2 separate regions of the Homo sapiens genome follow, and region 1 is linked to region 2. Evidence: chromatin loops called from intact Hi-C (ENCODE). Cell type or tissue: endothelial cell of umbilical vein. All regions are shown on one strand. Links, peaks and the distances in the headings refer to the core of each region. The heading gives the core; the rest is flanking DNA. Region 1 overlaps SHROOM3 (shroom family member 3). Region 2 overlaps SHROOM3 (shroom family member 3).

What was found. A loop is a pair of places that touch in the nucleus more often than their neighbours do. Peaks named below come from ENCODE experiments on the same cell type or tissue, not always from the same donor. Only the 100,000 strongest peaks of a DNase experiment are listed, where the experiment ranks them.
Region 1: it touches region 2 in a loop (3-fold over the local background); 3 of 110 quality-filtered maps call a loop at or near these places.

Annotation. Positions count from the first base shown.
Region 1 is chr4:76,635,917-76,644,372 of GRCh38, forward strand. All of the region lies in intron 2 of SHROOM3 (shroom family member 3), which reads left to right. It overlaps LOC105377290 (a long non-coding RNA gene), which reads right to left. Exons shown (of 4, transcript XR_001741404.2): 2 at 5,716-5,811; 3 at 1-273. Among named protein-coding and RNA genes, the nearest start is that of MIR548AH, 65 kb to the left of the region's middle. In endothelial cell of umbilical vein, for the core only: no CTCF peak of the experiment used is centred there; a DNase peak (open chromatin) is centred at 3,595; H3K27ac peaks cover 927 bases.
Region 2 is chr4:76,700,481-76,708,936 of GRCh38, forward strand. The region is part of intron 2 of SHROOM3 (shroom family member 3); the gene reads left to right. Among named protein-coding and RNA genes, the nearest start is that of SHROOM3-AS1, 98 kb to the right of the region's middle. In endothelial cell of umbilical vein, for the core only: no CTCF peak of the experiment used is centred there; DNase peaks (open chromatin) are centred at 3,841 and 4,291; H3K27ac peaks cover 3,207 bases.

The DNA.
Region 1 (8,456 bases), core at 76-8,075, 65 kb before region 2:
GTCCTCTCTGAAATCTGTGGGCATTAGCCCTGGTGCCTCATGTAAAAGTTAGCCTTCTGGTTTCCAAACCAATTCTCTTCGTGGTAGACTCTTCATGACCAAGAATTGGGACTTCCCAGCTCTCATGTTACCAAGTCCAGTTCTCCAAGATGGTTCCTGGGAATGCTTCTTCACGTCTGAGTACCTTGTCCTGAGCATGTTTCATAAATGGGTAAAATGTGTGATTGATGTCTCTTTTATTTTATTGAAAGCTTGTTTTCTTCTGTAGCAGTTCTGAAATTTCAAGATGTTCTTCATTACTTTGTTTTAATTGCCATGTGACAAATATTTCAAGAAACACCCAGCTATTTTAAAATTTTTGACAGACTTCATGATGGAAAGACATACACACAGCCCTACTTGTTTAATAAATACTCCAACCATTAGGAACTCTAAGGGAAAGAAGTTGGTAATTATTTAATGAACCTTCTGTGTAGTCACTTTCACATAAAGTATAGCTAAGGACTCAGAAGCAGCCTTTTACTTCAGCCCTGAAATTACTACTATTAGTAATTTAAAATCACTTTTCCTAATGTGCCTAGCAGTCTCATTTACCTATACCACAGGTCCTCAAATAACATTGTTTTGTTCAACACTGTTTCACTATAAATTGATGAGGAAAAAAAATTGATTTCCAGCTGGGGTCACTATCTGTGTAGAATTTGCACTTTCTTCCCATGTCTGTGTGGGTTTTCCCCAGGGACTCTGTTTTCCCCCACATCCCAGGGATATGCATGTTAGATGAGTTGGCGTGTCTACAGAGTCCCAGTCTGAATGAGCATGGGTTTGTGTGTGAGTGCGCCCTGTAATGGGATGACATCCTGGCTAGGGTTGGTAACCACCTTTCACCCTGAGCTGCTGAGACAGGCCATGGCCAACCAAAGCACTGAACTGGAAGAAGTAGGTAAATAAATATCTTACTTGTTTTTATTAATCTTTCTTAAATGCATACATAGTTCACATTTATTTCAATGATTAATATTAGAAGTTCTTTGGTCGTTATTTAGAAGTTTGGTGATGTTTTTGTGGCCAGAAATACATCATAGGAATTTAACTCTTGTTTCTATCAATTAGCCTATGGTAGAATTGGTTTAACTAGAAATCATTTTGCTTAAAGTTGTAGTTTTTAAGAACCTACCAATGACATTAACTGAGGACTTACTGTAATTGTCCAAGAATTATAGCCTTTGAATTCATTCCTGGATGAGAGAAAAGATATTTCTATGATATATACTCCTATTTAAGAAATCAGGGGTTTTCCAAAGAAAGAAAATATCAGTGCTTCTCTGTATGAGCCCACTGTATCAAGAAAAGATGGACCCACAGAGGTTGAACCAAAACTCTTGCAGATGCAATAGGCACAGGCTCTCTGTTTCCCGTTGTTTTTCTAGGTCTAATGAAAATGTGAAGACTGAGGGCTTGGCCTCACCCTGGTAATATGATCAAGAACGGAACTGTGGTAGTAAAAATGAGAATGTTAGAAGAATCATTATATTCAGGGAAAAGAAAGGCCTCAAAAGGGAAGATTACTCTGAATAATTCATGCTCCTTTTCTCTTTTTTCCTGTGTGAAATTCAGTGTTTCCTTTATAATTTTTTGAGAAGAAGGCTATGCTCAGGATCTTTAGAAGCTGGTGGTAACTTCACAATCACTGGCTCCATCAGGCAACGAGAGACTTGCTGAAGGAGAAACAAACTGTGAAGGTAAAGAATTCTACCCAGAATGGCAACTCTGTGTGCTTTAAGAATGAATCCAAGTTTTGGAAGTTGTGGGAATGTGTTCAGTCGAAACTTTTCAATTGCTTGCACTGGGGAAACCACCCTCATCACTAGGCCTGGGGATTATGAACCAAAACCAAGGACTCCAGTCTCTGAGTCAGGGCGAGTGCCTTGGGAGGGAGGATGAAGGGAACTGGGCTCAGTGCCTCTCCTAAAATACCTTTCCCCTCCTAGAGGTCAGGTCTGGCAGGGTTTAATGACTCAATTCGTGTGCTGAGTGGCATCTTGGTAGCTCCGGGGAAGTAGTCAACACCACCCAACACAAACTGGGATTGGAGGTTAGGTGGGGTGACTATGAGCTGGACACCTAAGAGGTTATCTTCTTGGAGAGGTCAAAGAAAGCTTTTGCCAAACCTGTTAGATGAGTCAACAGATAGAGACTTCCATCTCTGCTTTCGTTCATCCTAATTTTTTAATAGCACCAAATGTGTAGAAAATCCAGAAATGAATTATCTGATGTTGTATATTTATAACAGATGTTAGATGGTTGGTTGATTAGTGTTAGCTATTTCCAATGCATGGGTTGCCTCTGACATAAGTATTGAATTAAATCAAAAATATGTTTATATATACCTACTATGTACCCAAAAAAATTAAAACTAAAAGTAAAAATATAAAATATTTTGAGTAAGCAGCATAGCAAGACCCTGTTTCAACAAAAAAAAAATCAGCCAGATGTGGTGGTGCACATCTGTAGTTCTAGCTACTCAGGAGGCGAGGCAGGAGGATCGCTTGCGCCTAGGAGTTCAAGGCTGTAGTAAGCTATGATCACACTGCTGCATTATGCCTGAGTGAAAGAGTGAGACCTCATGTCTTTACAAAAAGTTTTCTTTTTTAGTCAAAATATTCTTTCAAAAGGATCTAGTTAAAGGTTAATTTTCTGGCATACAAAGCTAGCAGACCAAATGGGTTCAAAACTTTAAATAGCATAATTCATCCAGGAAGACCATTCCTTTTTATTTTTTCCTGTGCCTTTATCTGCAAAGCTCTAAAATGGCCTTCAGGAATAAGGCAAGGTAGCTAATATTTTTCAAGCAAATTCAAGAGCAAGATAGAAATGAAATGATCCCATCTTATCTTTTCCTTCCTCCGATACCTCTGCAGTCTGACCCTAGGGAATGAGTGCTATGCGGATCAGATCAAGAGAGGTGATTTGTTTACTACTTCTGAAGACCCTAAAACTTTTGCTAACCCTAAAAGTGACCTAACCTCTTGGGAAGGGAGGGGCATTCAGTCTCGAATGACACAGACCAACCAAGAACTCCTACGGACCAGTAAGCCCTTAACCGTGTAGATACCGAAGTGAGCTTTGGGGAGAGAGAGAATCGCTATCCCCCAGACATGGTAAGGCAGTCCCCTTGAGGCAGTCACAAGTCAACTGCTCAATCTTTGGCTAGTGTCCCTCAGTAGACTAGCTCTAGTTATAAGGGGATGTTCTAAATAACCCCAATGGAACAATCCACAGCCACTTACTGAGTACCTAATAAACCCATGTATCACTCCCTGCTACCTACTGTTGAGGTAGATAGCCTCTGAAGAGCCTCTGGATTCACAAAAGCCACCCTGAAATGAATATTTCTCCAAAAAGTGCTTGGGGTTTCTTCCACATCCCCACATCCCAGCTCCCTTCCCTTTCATGCCCACAGCAAGGTCTATTGCTGCAAATTGGTGGTGAGGCAAGTTGGCTGGGAGGTGCACCTACACGGGGGAGTTCTATTGTTTTTATAACCAGTGCCAGCTCTGAGTGCGTGGTGAGTAAGAGCCTCTTCCTCTTCCCTCTGGGCTGCCCTCCTCTCCCATGCCAATCTCATTGCTGGCCTGTTGTGGATATGGTGGTAAGCAAGGGCGGCTGCCTGGCTCTGATGCTTCCCAGACTTGGGACCCAAAACTCAAGAAGACAACGAAACATGTAAGTGAGGGCTTCATGGGCCTGTGTTTCCTATTAGCCAGTATTCCTGGGTAAAGTTTTCTGGGGAGAAGGGGCAAATGTGAAGACACCACTACAGCGTTACTCTTCCTTCCCCCGTTAAGTAAATGGGAAGTTCTTACTTGGCACACAAGAATAAAATGAATGTTGACTGCCTCTTCCAGTCACCTTTGGGCTGATTTTAGGTTAGACGACGTTTTCCCTAAAGGAATCTTATTTCTGCAAACTTCTTTTTTAAAACTCAAAATAATGTCTGCTTGTTCACTTTTATGTTAGAAAGTTATAATACGAGAGTAATTATGGTTACTCTTGTAACCATAATTTTGCTTATACATTGGTTTTGCTATTTTCCTTTCTGAATGGTGTTTATTTTAGATTTTAGCTCCTCTCTTGTGTTATGTTGCTAACATTTTTGTCAGCTGCCAGATTATTACAAGCAGATAAAGGGGGAGTTTTCTTCTAAAGAGACCCCCATAGTTCACGCTCAAAGAATTTGTTTTGTATACCCTGTGAGGGGGTGAGGGAAATAATTCATTGGTGTCTTTGTGTGTGTGTCTACGTGTGTCGTTAGCTGTAATCTGCAAAGATTTCTGCATCTTTAAGCATAAAGATCGCTTTCTCATTTTGTAACATGATTTCTTTTCAAACTTGTCATGTAATTGAATCCAGCTTTGAGTGACACTTTAAAATATGCTCTCCCGCGTCAGAAGTGCTTCTTTAAGCCAGGTGCTCTTCACGCTCACCTGCTGGCGTGTTTGATTAGCAGCCAGCCACAGCCAGGTGCCAAATCCATTCTAAATATGGGAGCCTGTGCTTGAGAAGACTAGTCATACTAATTATTCAGACCTCCTCCTTGGAAGTAATGTGGCAAAATCACAGAAGCAGAAAAGCCAGAAACAGTATGAGACTTGCTATTGAGGGACCATAAAATCAGAATTTTGCCTCATAATATTGTTTTGTTCTTGGGTACATCCTTTCCAGCTATGAGCTCACCAGCCCTTGCTCTGTCTCTGAGCTGGTTGGCATCATTGCCGTTCTACAGATGGAGAATGGGAGATACAGCTGTGCAAGCCAAAATGCCCAAAAGCCGGATGATCTCACTGAAACTGGGAGCCAGCACCCCAGGTGTCTCTCTAGCTCCTTGCTGCTGGTGAATCTGCAGCTTAAAAAAGGAGAGCTGCAGGCTAAGTTGGAACCACCTAGAGTTGCCTGCAAGCAATCTGTATTTGAATTGCCTGTCAGAGGCCAGGTGAAACCAAGCAGTGGGTCAAACCAAAGGGGCTGCATGCATACATAAATGGGAAGAAGGTTAAAAGTGAGGAAATGGGGGATCGAAGTCCAGGAATGTAGGGAATATGCTGGAATATCCTTTTTATGCAGGCCATCCCTCTTTTAACTGTGGGCTGAAATATACTGGATAGTATCTGTTGTACCGAAAGTACAATGTCACACTGGTAGGAAATATTTAAAGTAAAGCCAATGTATTAATTTAAATCATTAATGCAGGAAATATTTATTGAGGCTTTCCCATGAGCCAAGTCCCATAATATTCAGCTTTGTAACTTGAGTGCCTATCATTCAGTGGATGGACAGGAAGGATGCCTTGATGAATGGATAAACACATATTGTTCATGAGATTTTAGTTTAAGGACTCTCCATCTTCTCCCTGCTCATCCTCCCTTGGGACAGCCCATTCAATCCCACAGAGACACCTGTTTCACCCCTCCCAGAACCACCCACCCACAGGAAGGAGAATTTCCTTAATGAAGGCAAGTAAACACAGGCCTGTATGCCCATAGGAAGGAAGCCTTTGTGTACTTTTACCCAGATTGAATCAGGGAAAACCATGTCAGGAAGAAGGGCACACCCTAGCCGATGCACGGAAGTAACATTTGCATGTCACAGGCTTCAACCCAGCAATCCAACACACAGGTGCGTAATCTCTGGGCCAGGCAACCAGAGCAAATTTACCTTCATGGTCTTCGGAGCTCCACCTTCCTTCATTCATCATCTCTTGAGCTTGCTTCTGAAGGTCCTAGCTTCATCTTGGACATAAGCAGCCAGGATCTAGGAAAGGCTCACCAAACACCATTATTTATTGAATGCCCTCAATGCATTGGCCTCAAACCAAATGCAGAATTAGATTACTGTCCCCGACCAGTTGGTTCACATTTTAAACAAATAAATAGGCAGGTAGAGGTGAACTAAATAGAAAGGAAGATGGAAATATACTCCAGGGAGAGGCAGGTGCTGGGGAGGGGAAACCGGTCAGAGCCTGTCATTTTTAGAGCTTAAGTAGGACAGGATCTCAAAATATTTCAGATCCAGCTCCATGTTTTTGATCAGCCAGGAAGGCAAATTTGGTTGAGAGCAGGAAAGATGAGACACACACTTCATGCCCTCAATGTTGGCTCATTCTTTCCTGATTGTTTCTATCTTTGGGCCCCTATTGTGTCTTATATGTGCTTCTGATATAGGATATGGCCAATGTACTTTGTTACAAAGTAACAAAGCAATTATTTGTTTACTCCCTATCTCTTCTAATGGATCATGAGCTCAGTGAGGGCAAGGACTCTTTGTCTTCCTCATTTCTAAATGTCTAAAGCCTGATCAATAAATGCTTATTGAATATACATATGACACCCTCAACCCCCAAAGCCATGTAACAGGGTAAGGATGACTGCGATTGGGTCTCAAATTAGAACAAGGGCCAGGATTTGAGGTGTTCAAGGAATTCAAAATAGACGTGATTGGATTTGAATGGTTGACAGCTTTCTTGAATATGCAGTATGACGCCACTGGGATTTTGAGATGATGGGATTAAGCAGGTTGGGAGGAGGCCAGTCACTGGAGGCAAAGGCTCAGGATTAGGAATGCTCTTGTGGTTCTTGGGGAATAGTGAATGGACCATAGTGGCAGGATGAGGCCAATGTGTGAAGGGACAAACAAAGTTGTTTGAAATTTAAACTTTTGGCAATGGGAAACCACTGAAGCCATTTAAGCCGAACTGTAAAGAGATAAAAGGAAAATTCAAAAGAACTGAATCTAGGTAATAGGTTAGAGCATGAGGTGCCAGGAACAAGGGCTCTATGAAGGAATGGAAGCCAATACCCATGAGTGTGTGACAAAATGCTGATCTGGGTGGGGGAGGAGGGTAGTGGGAATAAATGTTAGGATTCTGGAGTATTTGTGGGGGAGGGGAGATTTGAGATTAATGTATCATTTGTATCCAGAGTTTTCTCTCTAAATGAGGTTAAAAGAATGGGCCAGGAGCAATGGCTCATGCCTGTAATCCCAGCACTTTGGGAGGCCGAGGCGGGCAGATCACCTGAGGTAGGGAGTTCAAGACCAGCCTGACCAACATGAAGAAACCCCCATCTCTATTAGAAATACAAAAGTAGCCGGCCGTAGTGGTGCATGCCTTTAATCCCAGCTACTCGGGATTACAGTAGCTGAGGCAGGAGAATTGCTTGAACCTGGGAGATGGAGCTTGTGGTGAGCCGAAATTGCACCATTGTACTCCATCGTGCCATTTTTTGAGATGCTGTCTCAAAAAAAAAAAAAAAAAAAGAATGATGGCTAAACTCTTTATTAGGTGTTTGTTAAATGCCAGTCACTGTTCTAGGCATTTTACAAACAGTAGCTCAATTCATCCTCAGAACACCCCTTTGTAGTATTATTATTGGCCCCACTTGACAGATAAACTGAGGCACAGAGCAATTAAAGCACTTGCCCAAGGTCATACAGTTATAAGACAGAGAGACAGGATTCAGACCAGGATGTAAGTCTGCCAAGGCCCAAATATTAACCACAAATGCCTGCTTCAGCAGGTTCATGGGAAGATTTAAGGTATGATGAAAGGGGTTCTAAACAGTGATGTTTGTTATCATTTTGAAAGGAGACCAGAGAAGCATTTCCTGCATCCATTTTCCTATCATCGTTAATTGCCTACTCACACACAGTTTAAGGTTATCAGTATATAGTAAAATTTAAAATCTGTAATAGGATAATGTTTCTTATTTTGCCTTTTAAACACTGATTTTTCTCATTTAAAAATTAGTATTTGTTATAAAAATTCAAATCTTACAGAAATAACAGATATACAGTGAATATCCCATGAAATCTTAATTATCCTCCTACCCCCAAATCATTATTTACTGTTGGGTAGAAATTCCTCCAGCTCTTTTCTTTTTTTTAATCTGAGACGGAGTTTTGCTCTTGTTGCCCAGGCTGGAGCGTAATGGCACGTTCTCAGCTCACTGCAACCTCGATTTCCTGGGTTCAAGCCATTCTCCTGCCTCGGCCTCCAAAGTAGCTGGTATTACAGGCATGTGCCACCACGCCTGGCTAATTTTGTATTTTTAGTAGAGACAGGGTTTCACCATGTTGGTCAGGCTGGTCTCAAACTCCTGACCTCAGGTGATCTGCCCTCCTCGGCCTCCCAAAGTGCTGGGATTATAGGCATGAGCCACCACACCCAGCCCACCTCTTTTCTTTTATATATATAGGCTGCTGTATTACCATCATTTATGTCAATAGTAATCCTTTTTTCCAAAAGGTGATCATACTGTTTTGTAACATGCTTTTTCTTTTTCTTTTTTTTTTTTTTGGCAGAGTTTTTGCTCTTGTTGCCCAGGCTGGAGTGCAATGGCATCATCTCAGCTTACCACAACCTCTCTCCCGGATTCAAGCAATTCTCCTGCCTCAGCCTC
Region 2 (8,456 bases), core at 71-8,070:
AAGGAGAGGGAGGCATGCTGAGTGTGGGCTGCTCTCATGGTCTCTTTTCCCAGGACTTATGGCGTGTATGTATATATTTATTCAGTTAATTTTGGCTTTCTTCCCATTAATTTATAATTCCACAAAGGGAAGGATCGTGTCTGTTTTGCCACGAGTCCAGTGCCTAATCCAATGTGTGGCCTGTGGTTAGCCCTTAGCAATAGTTGATTGAATGAATGGATGATTGGGCTAGGTATAGATGTGACTAGGCTCTGGGTTTCAGCATGAAATATCTTTTTTTTTTCTTTCTTTCTTTCTTTTATTTATTTATTTATTTTTGAGACAGAGTCTCACTCTGTCACCCAGGCTGGAGTGCAGTGGCATGATCTCAGCTCATTGCAACCTTCCTCCACCTCCTGGGTTCAAGTGGTTCTCATGCCTCAGCCTCCTGAGTAGCTGGGATTACAGGTGTGAGCCACCACAACCAGCTAGTTTTTGTATTTTTAATAGAGATAGTGTTTCACCATGTTGACCAGGTTGGTCTCAAACTCCTGACCTCAAGTGATCTGCCTGCTTTGGCCTCCCAAAGTGCTGGGATTAGAGGCGTGAGCCACTGCACCTGGCCTTGAAATATCTATCTTAATATATCCTGCATCATTTCAGCAGTGTGACCGGCGCTAGAAAGTTCTTGTAGGGGCAGGAATGCTGTCTGGGTGTCAGGGGTAGGGACTTCATCATTTCTCTAGATCTAGGGACAGTTGGACTTGAGAGAGGGGTCTCATCTGAATTTCAGTCAGTCTACTTTCTTCTTCTGAAGCTTCCCCTTTAAAGAGGCTTTTGGTATTAAATGTTTGCTACTGTATCAATGGACTTTTAGGATCACAGAATCCAAAGGCAGTATGGAACAAGAGAGCTTAAAAATTAGAGTATGAGACCCTGCTGTGCCAGTCGTGTGGCTTAGAAGTCCTGACCTTGAGCGAATAACTGTCCCTCTATGAGGCTGTCTCTGCATCTGTTAAATGGGGATAAATAATACTTGCTTTACTTGCCTTTTAGGATTATTGAGGGCCAAATGAAATAATGTTTGGGAAGTGCTTTATAAGCTATAATCTGGTATTAAAGTAATGAATAATGGTTCGCTGTAGAGATTTGTATTGTTCTCTGGGAACACTAGTCTGTTACTGTAGGCTAATGATAGAGGATAGGGAAAGAAAGGCCTAGACTGAATTTTTTCAGGAGGTATTTGTCTCTCTCTACTGATACTAGTTTCACAGAAACCCTGCTTCTTCCTCCACTGGCTATTTTCAGCAGTTATTGGAGCTCTCAAAGTAATCCCCTTCACCAACTAGTGTGGAGTCTTTCTGCTGCCCACATATGCTCTCAGGATAGGCACTTCCATTTCCTAGAGAAGATGTTCCTTTAAAAATGTAGAAAATTTAGACCCTTAGACTCATTCTATTAAGAAAAAATAAGGCTAATTTTACTATTATCTGATAATTAAAATAATAAACATTAATTGTAAACAATTTGCAAGACATAGAAAAGAGAGAAGAAAAATAGTACCCATAATCCTGTCACCCAGTAGTAACATTTTGGAATACTTGCTGGTGTTTTGTTTTTATGCATATGTTTTATCTCATATGAATAACAAAAGAGTGATGTGGAAAAATTAAAGGCATACATGGTTTGATATGTGGTTGATACCTACCAAAGTATACAAAGCCCAGTAATCCTAAAAGGAATCTAATGGGGTAGGTAGTGGAGAGGGTGAGGCCTTTAGCCATAGCTCTTTCTACTTTTTAATTTAATTTTTCTTTTCTTCTTTACAATAAGGATGATTATTGCCTCAAATGATAAGAAGATTAACTGAATTACTGTTTTTAAAGCACAAATAATCTGGTACATACCATGTGCCCAGTAAATGTAAGTTTCAGTTCTACGGGTAAAAATTTAATAATTATTGCCAGGCACTGTTCTGATTGCTTTATACATATTAATTCATTCAAGCCTCACATCTACCCTTTGATGAAGGTGCTATTAGTATTCTTATTTTATAGGGGAAAAAACAGGCATAAGAGGTTAAGTGACCTGCTCAAACACCTTCCTAGGTGACAGAGCCAGAACAGGACCCCAGGCAGCTGGCTCCGGAATCCACATCGTCCATATACATTACACAGCCTGCTGCTTGTTGGAGTTGTCTTAAGATCTAGGCTCTGAGTGCTTGTAGCTAGGGGCACACCGCTTCCATGAAGATATCATCTGTTCACTATAAAGCCCTTGTGAGAGCCCTTGGTTTTCTTATGCACTTGTCCTGGGCTACTAGCTGTGTCAAAGGGCTCAGTGGGTAGAGGGACTGATGTCAGCAGTAAACTGAAGCAGATTAATATTTATTAGGCAGGTTAAAAGATTTGGCAGGTCATTTGGCTTTTTCTCCTATCCACCCTTTCCTCATCTTTCTGCAAGGTTGACATAGAGGTCATTGGCTAAGATCTGGAGATAATTAAGCTTACGGTTTCAGAAAGAGTCAGAAATATGCTGAATGTTACTGGGGTATATTGTACACCTGGATTTGTTTGGCAAGTTTCAGGGGGAAATCAAGTGAAAAAAAGCAGCAGCCAGAGCAGGAGGTGCAAATGGACAGAGGTTTGAGACATACAAAGTGCATCTCTGCAGAGCTGAAGGGTTATGTGTGGCCCTCCTGTAATAAAACAAGCTGTAGACCAGGGTAGGTAAGCAGAAAGACAGGAGGAGGCTTTAAGTACAAATGAATGGCATGCCTATGACTAAAACACTAGATAGGATACAGGCCTGAGGGCATGCAGAGGGAGCTTCCTAGATGGTAAATAATGACTTAAAAAGGAAAAAAGATGAGTAATGAGAGGACAGGACCCAGAAGGTTAAGACTTAAATGTGTAAGTTACAAAAGGTCAGTAACAGGAACAAGGGGGCCTTTTAAAGAAAGGGTAATTCATTGAGATGTCTGTGAAACGGCTGATCAATGGTCAGTTATCAGAAAATGAAGAGCACCTATGTTTGGCTAAGAACAGAAATCTGTGCCTGAGGGCATCACTTCTTAAAATCTTCTTCAGACACTGAAAAAGCTTCTAATCTAAGGCCTTTTCAGCCTCCTGGAGACTCAAGAGAAAAAGTGCTGAGAAACCTACAACTATGGCATTAGAGACCTGCAAACCCAGGAGAAGGGGGATGACAGGATAGAGATGCAATAGTAAGGCTAACTTCATGGATGAAGGACACAGAGTAGAAGGAAAACTTGAAAACCAAGAACGTGGCTTTAAATAAGACAAATTGCCACATGAATGAGTGTACACACCCAACATAAATCAAAAGGAATTTCTCCAAAGGATTCTGAGGACAAACTTAGCCCTGTATAAATGCATCCTGTCTACTTAATCACAAAAAGCATTCTGATTGCCTCCAAACATAAGGCAACAAAATTGCACTGAGCCATACCAGCTGTTTGTCGAAGGGGCTCTGCCACAGTCTCCCAACTCCCAACTTTTCTTGTCTGTCCCAAGAAAGCCTGCCGCTAATGAGATGGATCAAAAGTTAGGGCTAGATTCTATTTTCAAGAAGAAATCAACTCAGAGCCTGATCTAGAAAGTAACTAGAAGAAAAGAAGATCCCACATTTCCCAAAATAGATATTATGAACAGTTTAATGCCCTTATGGATTTAAGGACATAGAACTTTGTTTTGGATGCATTACAATTATTTCCTTTACAGGTTCCTATGATTCATTCAGCAAATATGCATTGTGTGCCTACCAGGAGACACTCACTGTGCTAGGCCTTGGGTGTGTAGAAGTTTCAAAAAACAAGGCTGAAGAAAAGCCAGAGGTGGACCCTGACCTGGCTGAGCTTATGTCTTAACAACGAAGCAGACAATGCACAAGTGAACAATTTCATGTGGTTATAAGTGCAGTAAAGGGAAAGATCAGGTGCCAGGAAAGAGTATTTGCATTAGATAAGGCAGTCTCCGAGGAGGTGATGTTCCAGCTGGGAGCAGAAACTAAGGAGTGGTCAGCCAAGAAATGAATTGGGAAGAATATTCCAGGCTTAGAGAACAGCATGTGCAAAAAGCAAAGAGCTTGGCAAGTTTGGGGAACCTAAGGAAGGCCAGTGAGGTCAGAATGCAGTAAGGGGAAAGGTTGAAGGAGGGGCAGGAGCCACGTCACCAGAGACCTTGCAGGCCAAGTAGGGGAACCTGGATTTTATCCAAAATGCATAGGGAAGCTACAGGATTTCATCAGGGAATGACATCATCCATTTACATTTTTTGAAAGGCTGCTGGGTAGACACTGGATTGGAGGGGACAGAAGTGGAAGGGGGAGGCCAGTGAGGAAGCATTCCCTCCTGGATGAAACATAACAAAAAAGGAGGAAATGGCTGATTCTAACAGACAAAACCAAGCACTTCCCTAAGGTTGTAACAGACCATGCCAAGGAGACACGATTCCTCCATCTCACCCTCCCCTTTAAGGATAAAATAGAAAAATGCAAACTCAATAGAAACCAGGAAGCAAAGGGACCTGGAGAGACCATGCCTAATGGCTCAGTTCCGTGTCTTTTACTCCAGTTTCCCCAGCCTTCCCTAATTTGTACAGTGTTCAAGAGAGCCCTAAGGAACTGAAAGATCTGGAACCCTTTCTTTTGTATTGGCTGAAACTCAGTTCAGAAAGCAGTTAATGGGTACTATTAAAATACCAAATAGGTTGGGCATGGTAACTCATGCCTGTAATCCCAACACTTTGGGAGGCCAAGGTGGGTGGATCACTTGAGCCCAGGAGTTTAAGACCAGCTCAGGCAATGTAGTGAGACTCCGTCTCTACAAACAACAACAACAACAACAACAACAACAAAACATTAAAAATCAGCCTGACATGGTGGTGCATGCCTGTGATCCCAGATACTTGGGAGGCTGAGGTGGGAGGATCACTTGAGCCTGGGAGGTCGAGGCTGCAGTGAGCCAAGATTGTGCCACTGCACTCCAGCCTGGGTGACAGAGCAAGACCCTGTCTCAAAAACGAAACAAAACAAAAAGCAAATAAGAAAGCAGTCAGTATATATTCTGGAGTTATGAATATTGGGTGGCAGGCAGAGCAAATATGAATGTCCTCATCATGGGAAGTAGAAGAAATATGTGGGTGGCTGGCCTGGCTTTCTTGTTTAACTATCTGGAAGAAGAAAGATCATACTACAGTATATTTTTTTAGCCTCTGCTAAACTTTCTCAGGTCAGCTTTGATTCCTAGCTCTTCACTCATAGTGGTAATATTGAGATATAGATACTGGAGAACAGCAAGAAACATAAACATAAAACAGCTCCAAGAAATGTCTTGTTAGTTTTGCCAACAAGTTAACTTGTGAGTTAAAAGGATATAGGAGGGAAGAAAGGCTGCAGATCTGTTGAACATTTAGCAGTACAGTCGACCCTTGAACAACACAGGGGGATTGGGGATGCTAACCCCCTAGAGTCAAAAATCCATTTACAACTCTTGACTACCCTAAAACCTAACTACCAATAGCCTACTGTTGACTGGAAGCCTTACAGTTGATTAACATATTTTGTATGTCATATGCATTACGTACTGTATTCTTTCAACAAAGTATGCTAGAGAAAAGAATGGTTTTTGTTTTGTTTTGTTTTGTTTTTTGTTTGTTTTTGAGACGGAGTCTCCGTCTGTTGCCAGGCTGGAGTGCAGAGCTCAGCTCACTGCAACCTCTACCTCCCGGGTTCAAGTGATTCTCCTACCTTAGCCTCCCGAGTGGCTGGGATTACAGGCATGTACCACCACGCCCAGCTAATTTTTGTATTTTTAGTAGAGATGGGGTTTCACCATGTTGACCAGGCTGGTCTCGATCGCTTGACCTCATGATCCACCCACCTCGGCCTCCGAAAGTGCTGGGATTACAGGCGTGAGCCACTGTGCCTGGCCGAAAAGAATGTTATTATGCTAAGAAAATCATAAGGAAGAGAAAATACGTTTACTATTCATTAATCAAAAGTGGATCATCACAAAGGTCTTCATTCTCATTGTCTTCATGTTGACTAGGCTGAGGAGGAGTAAGAGGATGGGTTGGTCTTGCTGTCTTGGGTGGCAGAGATGGACGAAGAGGTGGAAGGGAAGACAGGAGAGGTGGATACAGTTGTTTGAAAAAAATCTGCGTATAAGAGGACCCACGTAGTTCAAGCTTCTGTTGTTCAAGGGTCATCTGTACTTTATTCATTCAACAAATATTTATTGAGCAACTCTCTGTTCCAGGCACTAAGCTGAGCTGGTTTATCTTTGTTGACCTGTGGAAGAGAGGGACCAGCAAGCAGGCAACTAGCAGCCAGTGTGAATTGCACTTTGAGGTGTACATCTATAGCCAGTGTGCTGCACTGCTAGCACACAAGGGGCCACCTCACCCCGACTTCCACAGTTCCTCTGGGTAGCCAGCAGAGGAAATGATGTCGAAATTGAAACCTGAAGGATGAGTGTGGATAAGCCCGGAGAGGATCCTTTAGGGATCTAGAAGTAGCCCAATAGGCCTGGAGAGTGTATAGTTTATCCCAGTATGTTTCACTTGAACTGGATTCATTGATTTCCAGGCTTCTACAATGTATCGTTGGTTATCTTTAAGTGAGACATTGTACCTTTTAGTATCTTTTAAGTAAAAATGGGCTTATTTGGTAATATGTTTAGTTAATGGCTCTACCATCACCATTCCCTACCAAATCTGGGTTAGTAATTGTAACGCCTACAAAATCTGTGGCATAAATTGAACATTTTTGAAACCTGCCAAACTGAAAGGAAGGAGAGTGAGTGGTTGACAGTCCGAAGGGAATATGATTCCATGTGTGGTTTGAGCAAATTTACATAACTTCTCTGTATCTCAGGTTGTCAGTCTGTAAAATGGGACTTAAACCCTCATTCATTCTCTCCTTCATAAAAAAGTTGTGGGAATAATATCTGGCACATGGGAAAGCACACTTTTTTTTTTAAGAAAGACTTGGCAAATTTGCCTGAGTCGTGTATAACCATTGGCGCACCAGTGGGGCACCATTCCCCGATAAGATCAAAGCACATTGCAGACTTTGTCTATGGCAGTCTGTTTTGAGGCTAAGTAGCAACTTGAGGTGGGTAAGAAAATGTGCATTCTAGAGACAGCATGAGTTCAATGTACAGGTAAGGTATTCAATGTACAGGTAAGGCAGAAGGAAGGAAGGGCAAAGAAACAATTCCAGGGCCCTGGTTTCTGGGATGACAGGCTTCCCAACACTCATGCCAGGACTATTTTCCACCTCGGTTCACTATGGGTTTTTTTTCTTTTTTTTTAATATAATGAATTTTTAAAATGTGTGTTTGTTGCCCAGATTATTCCAGAAAGAGTTGAAGGGAGGAAAGGTGTGCTTGGTGTGCTGGTGATTCTAGCACTCTCTCCAGCCTGATTTCTAGTTTGTGTGGTGCATCCAGACAGCTCACCCAGGTGCCCAGGCTCTTTCTGGTATCCAGAGCCAACCCATCCAGGGCAGGAGGGTGAAGATTAGGAGGGGCAAAGGTTAGCCTGGAGGTTGCAATTAACAAGAATCAAAATGGGTTTCAGGATTCTCACACCCAGTTGCTAATTTCAGCTGGTCCTGTAGAGGTGACACGTAGTAGGACAACATGGTTTTGGGGGCAGTGCTGGGGTGCTGGTCTCTGCTTTTCTAGGGTAGAAAGGAATCATACATTGAAAATGCTTAAATCGATGGAATGATTTTATGTTCCTCATGCTTCCATCTCTTTCTGGTCTGCCTGCTCTTCCTGCCAGCCCTTCACTGTGACAGTCACCACTCCTAGACCTCTGTCTCTAGGCATCTCCCAGGAAGGAGAAGTGGAAAGGAAAGAGAAAAGAGCTCAGTCTCTGGTGCCCAAGACATTGTGCAAAAAAAAAAAAAAGATGGAGTCGAAAACTTTGGTTTACACAAAAAATTAGGAAGTTATTAAATACTACAAAGGTTTTATGAAAGCTCAGGCCTGGTCTTGATTGTTTTCCCCCAACAAACAAAGTTAGGGTCTAAAGGGGTCCTGAAAAGGAAAAGTCCCTCCCCTGGTTATACCAATGGGTGGTCTTGGAGTGTGCTGTTTACACTCATATAATCTTTACAGTCAGGTATTGGATGGCGAGGTATCTTTCAATCTACTTTCTAGTCACCGATTGTTCCTATGCGTGCATTATATAGATGACAGAACTGAGGTACAGAGAAGACAAAGTCACAGAGCTGCTCAGTGGGTAGAGCCAGGACTCAGACTCCAGAGTCATGCTCCTAAAACCATGGTACACTGCCTCATGGTTTCACTTTACCGTGGATGAGGAGCCTGAGACTCAGAATTTACTTGACCAATTTATTCAGTTCATTATTGACATAACCTCAACCAATTTTCAAACTTCAAGTCTAGCACTATATTGAATATATCCAAAGCCGAGAATCCTAAA